Linked DNA regions of Homo sapiens: region 1 is linked to region 2. A link is an interaction called in ENCODE POLR2A ChIA-PET data of the cell type or tissue named here. Cell type or tissue: PC-3. All regions are shown on one strand. Each heading gives the region's core, and the rest is flanking DNA. Links, peaks and the distances in the headings are about the cores only.

Evidence for each region. Peaks named below come from ENCODE experiments on the same cell type or tissue, not always from the same donor. Only the 100,000 strongest peaks of a DNase experiment are listed, where the experiment ranks them.
Region 1: POLR2A ChIA-PET joins it to region 2 with 7 read pairs; 2 of 35 experiments call an interaction of 5 or more read pairs at or near these places.

The regions. Positions count from the first base shown.
Region 1 is chr2:179,350,489-179,355,883 of GRCh38, reverse strand. No RefSeq gene overlaps it. Among named protein-coding and RNA genes, the nearest start is that of SESTD1, 88 kb to the right of the region's middle. In PC-3, for the core only: a CTCF peak has its summit at 956 (motif pointing left); no DNase peak of the experiment used is centred there.
Region 2 is chr2:179,444,831-179,450,225 of GRCh38, reverse strand. It overlaps ZNF385B (zinc finger protein 385B), which reads left to right. Exons shown (of 10, transcript NM_152520.6): 7 at 3,456-3,701; 8 at 4,498-4,676; 9 at 5,249-5,350. Among named protein-coding and RNA genes, the nearest start is that of SESTD1, 180 kb to the right of the region's middle. In PC-3, for the core only: a CTCF peak has its summit at 2,188; a DNase peak (open chromatin) is centred at 3,215; H3K27ac peaks cover 1,541 bases.

The sequences.
Region 1 (5,395 bases), core at 66-5,065, 94 kb after region 2:
CCTGACTAGATTAAAAGAATATTATAAAGGTATATCATAAATTGCTAAGTACTCTGTACCTGTTAAGCAATATTATGCCTAGAAAAATAGTTAATAAAAGGATTAATTTTTTCTCCTTATCATGAGATTTGCTTGTCTTATTTTCTCCTATAGTGCAAAGCTTGGTGTATTTCTTTTAAGAAGCGTAATATTTCTGTAATATAATACATAATAGTATTTGAAAGTTAAAGGTTGGATGCATTTTTATAGTGAGATGTGGGAGAAATCCTATATTAAAGAAAGATTTTTTTCATCCAGAAACATTACAGTAGATTCAGTAGCGTATGGGATGAGATGCTCCAATTTAAATACACAAAAAAACTGCTCTTTTTAGGATTGGAAGGAAGGAGGAATGTGTTTATTTTGCACAACATGGGATCCACTAGTCTGGAGATGTATCTGAAGTAAAGAATTCATGCCCTCTGCATCTGACTCTGCCAATGTCACTGCTGGTTTGAGAATGTTGTCTTTTTCTTTTACTGCCAACTTGGATCTTACTGAGGTTCTAAAATCCTATGTCATCATTTTGTTTTCTAAGACCTTGTTAAGTTCAACTTTTTAGAATAAAATCACTCTAGAAGCAGCTTTAATCAACAGGCTTAATGAGGGAGATGGTTACAGAGTTCCATGTATGTATAAAAGGCTTATTTTTTTGTTTAATTACTTCAGAAACATTTCTATATTCCTAGATAAATTCACTTTACTTTTACCCAAGACACACATTGCCCTTGAAAATCACTTGATATCCTTTGCCTTGGATAGATGTCAAATACGTTGACCATTTCTGAAAGCCATTTCTCTTTCAGATCACCTATTGAGGTTGTTTCAAGTACTGTGATTCTGTATTGCCTTTTATTTCTTGGTAATATTCTTCTGCTCAAATATCTGGAAGAAAGGTTGCTTACTGTACCCTCTAGTGGTGATTGTGACATTCTCTTAGAAATATATGTTTATTTCCATCTTTGGCCTTTTACTAAAAATTTAATGTACAGTATGAAAGAATTTCATCAATCTTTAAGGAGATACAAATGATGAAATTACACTGTGATGGTGTTTGCAATTGCATCACAAATTGTTTCATAGGAAAACATCTTATTTTCCTCAAAATTTGTTAACCCAAATTTTATTCAATTAAAATCAAAGTGTTTAAATTCTTTCATTTTAGCGTATTGTCAGTACTCAGTTATTCACACTCCTGGAGGAAGTATACATAGCACTATGCATCTCCCAAAATATCATTTATATTTGAATTTACAGGACCTTTTCATTCATGTTTAGTCATAGTACATTTCACTTTCTAAGAATTCACAACATTGGAAATAAAACAAAGAGGCCACACATGGAATTTCTGACTCTACAAGAACTAAGAATTTATCCACATGATTCCTCCTCTGGTATTCTGCCATTTTTTCTTCTCTTTCTCTGCCTTCCCTGCTCTCCATTTTCTCCCCACCCCAAGGTGGATCAAGGCGAGTCTTTAAAATGAGAGGAAGCGTGTGCTTTGGAGGAGCTGCTGCCAAGAGTACAGCTATCGCTCTGTGTCCTTTTTTCTCAGGTAGAAATTTAATTAGATATTTTTATTCTAAAGTTCTTGCTTCCAAACTCTAATGAGTTATAGTTCATATGTAGAGGATGAGAATAAATGCAGTTAAGAAACACAAAGGAGATAATCAAGCTGAACAGGTGGTTCTCAACAAAAACTTTAAGATTTGTCTTCTACTGAGAATAATCAAGAGATAACCATAAATTAAAATGACTTTAATAAAGACATAAAATGTCTTGTTCCTGAATAAGAAGACTGCATATTTTCAGTTGTCAATTTTCCTAAATTAATCTGTAAATTCAATGGCATCCTAATGGAATTTTAATAAACTTGAACAAATGTTTCTGAAGTTTATCTGAGAGAATATTCAAGTGAGAATAGCCAAGAACAACAACAATTTTAATAAGAGTTATAGAGAGAAGGATTAGATTTAATATATGTTTAAAGGTGATACCAAGCCACAATAAATAAAATGGCATGTTCTCAGCTCAGTAAAAGAGATGTATTCCAATGGAACAGCAAAAAACAAACAGTAATATATAGTATCTTGTTTCATTTTATTTATTTTTAGAGAAAGGGTCTCACTGTGTTGCCTAGGCTGGAGTACAGTGGTGCTATCATAGCTCACTGTAACCTTGAACTTCTGGGCTTAAGCAGTCCTCCTGCTTCAGCCTCCTGAGTAGCTAGAACTATAGGCACACACCATCATACCTAGCTAACTTTTTATTTTTTGTACAGACCGGGTCTCATTATGTTGACCAGGCTAGTCTTGAACACCTGGCCTCAAACTATCCTTCCCCCTCGACTTCCCAAAGTGCTGGGATTACAAGTGTGAGCCACTGTTCCCAGCCCTATCCTACAGATATCTGTACCTTTATGTAAAGCATTTCTGTAGGATAGGGCCATTTATATATGGCTATTTATATATATATAAGCTATTTATATATATAAAATACAGATATATAAATATATATAATACAGATACATATAAATAAATAAAAAAATATATATGGCTTTTATTTTATTAAAAATGACTCAAATGCTACTATGGGTAACAATGTAGCAGTTCCTTAAAAAATTAAACAGAATCACCATATGATCCAATAATTTCACTTCTGAATATAAACCCCAAAAACTTGAAAGCATGAATTGAAACAGATATTTGTATACCTACATTCATAGCAGCATCATTCACAATAGTCAAAAGCAACCCAAGTTCCATCAACCAATAAATAAACAAAATGTGGTATATACATATAGTGAAATATTATCAGCCTTAAAAAGGAAGGAAATGATGATACATGCTTACAACATCAGTGGACCTTGAAGAAATCATATGCTAAGTGAAATAAGGCAGTCACAAAAGGAAAAACACTGTATTATTCCACTTATATGAGGTACCTAGAGGAGTAGAGTTCTTTGAGACAGAAAATAGAAGAGTGGTTGCAAGGGGCTGCAATGAAGTGGGAATGCAGAGTTAGTCTTTAAGGGTACAAAGTTTCAGCTGGGGAAGATGAAAAAGTCCTGAAGATGAATGGTAGTGATTGTTGCACACAATGTGAATGTACGTAATACCTCAAAACTCTATACTTTAAAATTGTTAAAATCATAAATTTTATGTTATATATATATTTAACCACAACTTAAAAAGTGTTGTATGGTAAATGTTGGGATACTTACTAGATTTACATCATCTATTAAAGTATTTTGAAATAAATACTTGTGGCAGTATTTGTTTAAACAACCAAAATGTTCATCAACAAACTATAGTATAACCATGCAACTATGGAACAGCATGCAGCTATTAAAAAGCATAAAGTTGACATATATGGAATGATATACAAAATGTATTGTCAAGTGAAAGAGGAAATGGAAAATTGTATTCGACCTACTTTACATATTTCTTTTGTAAAAACAATATTACATCAAGTTGCCCAAGGGTAAGGCCGTCTAACCCACATGATAGAAAAAGCATCATCTTTGTTATTTTCTTCTTGGGATCACAGAGCCAGTCTCACTCTTTTATATAGTAGTTGGGTTTCCCTATAACAGATAGAAGTTCTCCACTGTCCATTATACTAGGAAGATATTCATCCTGGGACAAAAAATGAGGACTTAGTGAGTAGGAATTAGTCTGAGGTGAGGAGAAATTTTTTCTTTTTTCTCTGGGTTTGAGACTCGGTGACTGTGAGGAGCCAGGTGTCCTGACCTGGGCCTGACAACACAGAGAAAAGCTGATGACAAGTCAGGAAGGTGGCTAGGCCCATAGGTGACCTACAGCAAAATGGACTTGAACTGCAGAAGCAATGTATCTTCCGTGTTGGACTCTCCTTCCATTAGTCTTTGTTCTTCTGTAAGGGGAAATTATGGTAGAGCCCACATCCATATTTGTGGGCAGCGGTCACTGCCAGATAGCAGCCATGTCCTCCAGAGTAGAGATGGTGAGAGTCATCACTGGAACAAGAGGGATACTAACATGAAGTCAGGACCAGAAGAGAGGAATGCCAGGGATGTGTTCCCTAGCACACATTAGGTACCAAAATCCATTAGAGATATCTGAGACACATTCTTTAGAGCAGATTGCATCTTAATCAATAAGACTGGGGGAGCAGTCTCACCATCATGGTTTGGATTAGCGTAATTATAAACAAGATATCTTCTAGGGTCTTTCTGACTCTTAAAGGTAGAAGTGGTTCAACACTGCCAATTCCAGGTCCTGTAGAGTCTAAAACGTTTCCAAGTGTTCTGTGAATTTAGGGGGAATCATGCAGCAAAGAAGTAAGGGGCTGTGTCTCCTGGCCACCTCTGTCTCTCAGCCCATGGGTGCCTGCTTCCACACATATGGGCTTTTTTTCCACACCGCTTCAATATGGTCTTGACACTCACCCCTGTTCCCACAGGAAAAGCTCACTCACACCAACTATTCTGTAGATATAAAAGTCTTTACTAAGCCATTAGGGGAAACATGGCACTGCCTGCTGCACTGCTAATGCCATGATGCCCCTATAAGAAATTGCTGGTCTCCAAATGTTTCCTGGGCACCCCGGCAACATGAATTCTTCTCTTTACTCCTCCTCCATACAGTTCCTAGTCTCACAGCCTCCTCTGGCTCCCCTTCCCTCCCTCTCATTTACTTCTCCCTGGATTATTTGTTCTCTACTCTTCTCTCTGCCCTTTTTTGGAAGGAAAAAAAAAAAAAAAGAACTCCTCTCCTTTTCTCATGCAGAGCAATTCTACCCTGTTCTCTGAAGTTTGTGCATCAACCAATATCTTTTCAACATCTTTAAGGTTTTTCTTTTAACTCAATCATGTATTGGCTTTCCAAACAAAAACTGGCCTCAATCTATAATAAATTTTCAGACCAGTGGTTGAGATAACAAAAAATATTTCCACCTTGATATCTAATATAGATGGATAAATGATAGAAAGAGATTAACCCCCAAAAGTAATTTGGTTTAGTAAATCAAATGCTGATTTACCAAAGAGCCAACAATAAATTATCTATAAGGGAGTGGACTGAATTCTTTTCATTTTCTTTATTGAGTATTTTCAATGATTTTTGAATTTTGATAATAAGCATATATCATTTTCCACTGGAACATCAAAGGTGAGACAGACGAAGCCCCTGCCCTCGGAGCACTCCTAGTCCAGTACACGCAGCCCAGGCATCATGCCTGGTATGCTATGGTTGGTCAGTATGGCTAGTCCCTGGCCATCCGAAGAACTGAAACATCTAATTGCATTATCATTGTCTGTACTTTGTGGAACTCATTTTATATTGTTTTAAAACATTTTCTAAGTGGCAATAGACCC
Region 2 (5,395 bases), core at 323-5,322:
ATTGCTTTTGGTGTTTTAGACATGAAGTCCTTGCCCATGCCTATGTCCTGAATGGTATTGCCTAGGTTTTCTTCTAGGGTTTTTATGGTTTTAGGTCTAACATTTAAGTCTTTAATCCATCTTGAATTAATTTTTGTATAAGGTGTAAGGAAGGGATCCAGTTTCAGCTTTCTACATATGGCTAGCCAGTTTTCCCAGCACCATTTATTAAATAGGGAATCATTTCCCCATTTCTTGTTTTTGTCAGGTTTGTCAAAGATCAGATGGTTGTAGATATGCGGCATTATTTCTGAGGGCTCTGTTCTGTTCCATTGGTCTATATCTCTGTTTTGGTACCAGTACCATGCTGTTTTGGTTACTGTAGCCTTGTGGTATAGTTTGAAGTCAGGTAGCATGATGCCTCCAGCTTTGTTCTTTTGGCTTAGGATTGACTTGGCGATGCGGGCTCTTTTTTGGTTCCATGTGAACTTTAAAGTAGTATTTTCCAATTCTGTGAAGAAAGTCATTGGTAGCTCGATGGGGATGGCATTGAATCTATAAATTACCTTGGGCAGTATGGCCATTTTCACGATATTGATTCTTCCTACCCATGAGCATGGAATGTTCTTCCATTTGTTTGTATCCTCTTTTATTTCATTGAGCAGTGGTTTCTAGTTCTCCTTGAAGAGGTCCTTCATGTCCCTTGTAAGTTGGATTCCTAGGTATTTTATTCTCTTTGAAGCAATTGTGAATGGGAGTTCACTAATGATTTGGCTCTCTGTTTGTCTGTTATTGGTGTATAAGAATGCTTGTGATTTTTGCACATTGATTTTGTATCCTGAGACTTTGCTGAAGTTACCTATCAGCTTAAGGAGATTTTGGGCTGAGACGATGGCCTTCTCACTCATTTTCAACCCTATTCTATGCTTATCCAAATCTGACCTTCGAAACCTTAAAAATGTCACTTCTTTAATGAAAAATGTCTCATTCTTCCCAAGCGGAAGTAATCATTTTCTGCTCTATGCTCTCACGCCTCTTACCAGTTTCTGTTGTAAATTAGAGATCTTTGAATGACTGTCTCATTTCCTCCTGCTATGCTGTAATTTTCTTATAGTCCATACTTACTTTATTTACTATTCTCTTTAGTGTCTAGCACATTGTCAGCAATTAACATATTGTTAATATGTACTTGTTAATTCATAAATTACCCCTTTGAAAACAAGATATGAAAAGGAAATCTTTTTCTTAAAGAAATAGGAACATAGAGAAAATATATAATTTTATACATGTTCTCAATATAACCTAAATCAAATGATTGTTGAGCAGGATAGATATTTTCACTTACGCCAAATAAATATACTTTAAAAACTAACCTACAATTGTAAAACAAAGCAACTGCTATTTCACATCTAGGGTGACTGTTGTGTACTTTTATATCACTAGTGATATATTAAGTCCTCCTTTTGTGCTGAAATATTAGTGTACCACAGACTGATCAGTTAGAGAAAACATCATGCTCATTTATGCCACTTACTAATCTGTGGGACATTATTTAATTTTGAAAAGGCTCAGTTTCCTCATCTTTAAGATAGGAATAATCATTTTGAGCCTTACCTATTTCACAAGTTTTCTGTGAGAGCTAATAAGACAATGTAAGTGATAGCACTTTGTAAACTGTAAAGTTCTATATAAATTTAAGGGTTTATGAGGGACATTAGTATAAGGGACATTATTAGTAATATGAGAGAATGCTGTCAATGGCTGAAACAGATCAGATTCTTTTAGATCAAATTCATATGAAATGCTTGAAGCAAGGAAAGATTTTAGTATGTAATAACTTTAATTTTCATCGCAAGAAACTGAGTAATTCCAAATATTAAGATTACTGAATTATTTTGCTGCTTTATGAGTTCTGTAAGATTGCAAATTCAATCTGAGGGATCCTTATAGATGAGAGGGTTCCAGGCCTAAAATATTATCCAATCTAATTTGCTGACTATTACCAATTAGGAAGAATCATTTTATGTCCTTCTCTCACACTATACAGGTCAGTTTAATAAAAGTCTAAGAGCTTTTCCATCATATTTTTTGTCATCCTGAAGTTTTAGTACAGTCACTGAAAGGGAATATGGAATGTGCAACCTAAGAATAAAAAAGAATCTCAGTATTCATTTATTCTAAGTAAACCCAGATTTGGAATCCCTCCATAGCACCCTCTAGCTGTGTCTAGTCTCAACCTGAATGGATCCAACTCAAAAAAAAAAAAAAGGATGGAAATCAACTGCTGATTCCTAAATCAATTTGGCTTTTCTTTATGTAATATTTTAGTAGAAATATGATCTCCCATCATTTGCAATGTGTTCTAAAAGCTTAGGTTTACCCATATACAGAACCTTGTAACATACACACAGAAACACACACCACATTGCTGTTGCCTAGTCTCTCCTTCCCTCTTAGTCTTCTAGGCCAATGGTATACAATTCCAAATTAGCTAAGGCAATTAGCAAATATATTCTCAGATTTAATTCCCTTTCTCTCTTTATGAGAGTTAATCAGCATATCTATAGACATTTTCTAAGAGTACCAGCTCTACTAGGATTAAATGTGTGATGGATTTTGCTGTTGCTTACAAAGCCCCAGTTTGTTTCCCAAAGGAGTCACTGAACAGAGCCTGTCTTGAATAGCAAATGAACTTCAATGAGTTAGATTCTGTTAAAGTCACTCTAACTCTCATAGCCTGCACATGGGCCTTGAGGATTATAAGCATTTAATAGCTACATGATCAAACTGCCAAAATGTCTTTAAATGACTTGGCTAATCTTCATATTGTGCTTATGGTTAATGTCATTATTTAAAACTTTTGATTTAGACTGGTGGTAATTAATAAAGATAATGAATGGAAGCTTGGTCTCTTATATTTTGGATAAATTGCATTGCCATCCACAGAGCAGCAAAAACTTAACTAATCATAATCAAAATTAACCATGTTTCTTCTATCCCACAATCCACAGTTAAAATTTTAACTTGGTATAAAAATTAAGTTTAACTTATCTCTGTCATAATTAAACATAAGTAGTCAAATGAAACTAACATGGCCTAATGGCTTCTTTCATGTTACCTTCATATCATGTAATTGTATCAGAGGGAAGGTGGTTTTGTTTAATAATAAATATTTCCTTGTAGAGTAATTTATGACTCAAGGATTTCAGACAGAAAGTTACCTGCTCCAACTGGGAGAACAAAGTCATTTTTCATAAGTCATCCTTATCTTGGGATGACCTAATATGGAAACTGATGGCATAGTGTTCTGTTTGATTTAAACATAGAGGTTGATTTAACCTCTATAAACTGAAATCTATGCTGCAATAAAAACTTCACATAAGAATCAAATTTCTATTTTTAATTCATCTATGGTGATTTATCTTTGTTTATATGATATATGAGGCTTCAATAAGATCTCTCTGTGTTTCTCTTAGAAGATAAAGGGAAGTTAAAAGCCAGCAGTTCCAGTCAGCCATCAAGCTCTGAAAGTGGCTCATTTCTCCTCAAATCTGGCACAACACCCCTGCCACCTGGAGCAGCCACTTCTCCCTCCAAGAGCACAAATGGAGCTCCCGGTACTGTTGTTGAATCAGAAGAAGAAAAAGCCAAAAAATTACTTTATTGTTCACTATGCAAAGTGGCTGTGAACTCCCTGTCACAGCTAGAGGCACACAACACAGGTTAGCAGCTATCTTTTGCATTTAAATAATGTTTATAACAAAACCCAACTTTTCCCATCAGAATACCATATCTTTTGTTGTTCAGACCTTAGGTTTGTTCCATGCTTCTCTACTTTTTTGATTCAAAGGAGTGATTTTAGAAAAGTATGATCATATGACTTTGGAACTAGCAAGACAAAAGCAGTTTGGAGATCAAACTTGTTCTATTCTTTATTTTCTTAAAAACATCTAATACTGTCCAAAACTCATTTTGATGAAGTGACAAAGATGAAGATAAATATTTATGCACAGTGTTCACTGCAATACACTTAAAAGAGAAAAAAATGGAAACAACCTAAAGCCCACCAGTAGGGAAATACTGAATATAGTAACCCAATATGATACATGTTAATCAGCCATTAAAACATAATGATCAGAAAATATGTACATGATTTGCTATGTGAAATTTTCAGGATATTTAATTAGTATGATCCCCATTATGAAAACTGTTTTTAGTACATTAAAAAAAAGAAACTGACAAGAAATACCCTAGAATGATAATAGTGGTTACCTCTGAGTAGTGAAAATATGAGTCATCTTTATTTCCTTATGTTTCTGTATATTTTCTTTATTATATACGCTTACATTTTTCCATTTTTTACAATAACGTGTTAAATTTAAAATCAGCATTAAAGTGATCATTTTTAAAAAAGCATTGGGAATTTTAGCCTGCAGGTAAACTTCTCAAGGATAAGAAAACAAAGAGCTTTATATAATTCTTGGATAGCTATTTAATATGTGTCTCTTTCTGTCTTAGGATCTAAACACAAGACCATGGTTGAAGCTCGTAATGGGGCTGGTCCAATTAAATCCTATCCTAGACCTGGATCAAGATTAAAGATGCAGAATGGCAGTAAGGGGTCAGGACTACAGAACAAGACATTTCATTGTGAAATCTGTGATGTTCATGTTAATTCAGAAATTCAACTCAAACAGGTAACGTATCCTGAATTAGTAAACATTATTGTTTTAGGTCACCACTTGACTGTGTATCTTCTCATCTATAGAATGGTTTTTACTGTGCTCACAGTTAAGTTGACTAACTTTTGTAGGATGCAGACAATATGCAACATATAGGTGCTAACATGGAAGAAAAAGTCAGTATGAAATATTTGAGCATCTACTGTTACTATATGTCAGGTTCCAGGCTAGATGTTGGAGAGATAGGAACAGTAGTCACTGGAGCCTACAGTTGAGCAGGAGCTTCTGGTAAGGTAAGATGTTAAGCCTATCTTCCAAAGGCTCAAAATCTGATTAGAGAGACTCATCAGTAACAGTGGTAATACCAGGCAAAATCTGATAAGGGCTATAGAGAACAGGAGGGGGACAGAGGGGCATTACAATTGAGGGAGGACTAAGTCTTAATTTAGAAATCATAATGATTTTACCCACACCATCGTGGAACTATGGACCTAGAGTTGGCAATGGAGAAAATAGCTACCTAGAAATACGTTTTACATGGAATAAGACTCACATTTCAGTCCAGCTAATGCATCAAACTTTTTCAGCACATTTCTAGCCGAAGGCATAAAGATCGAGTTGCAGGGAAACCACTGAAGCCAAAATACAGCCCTTACAACAAACTCCAGCGGAGCCCGAGTATTCTAGCAGTAAGTTTACCTCACCTGCTCACCTGTTTTGTGGGGCAGCCTTGC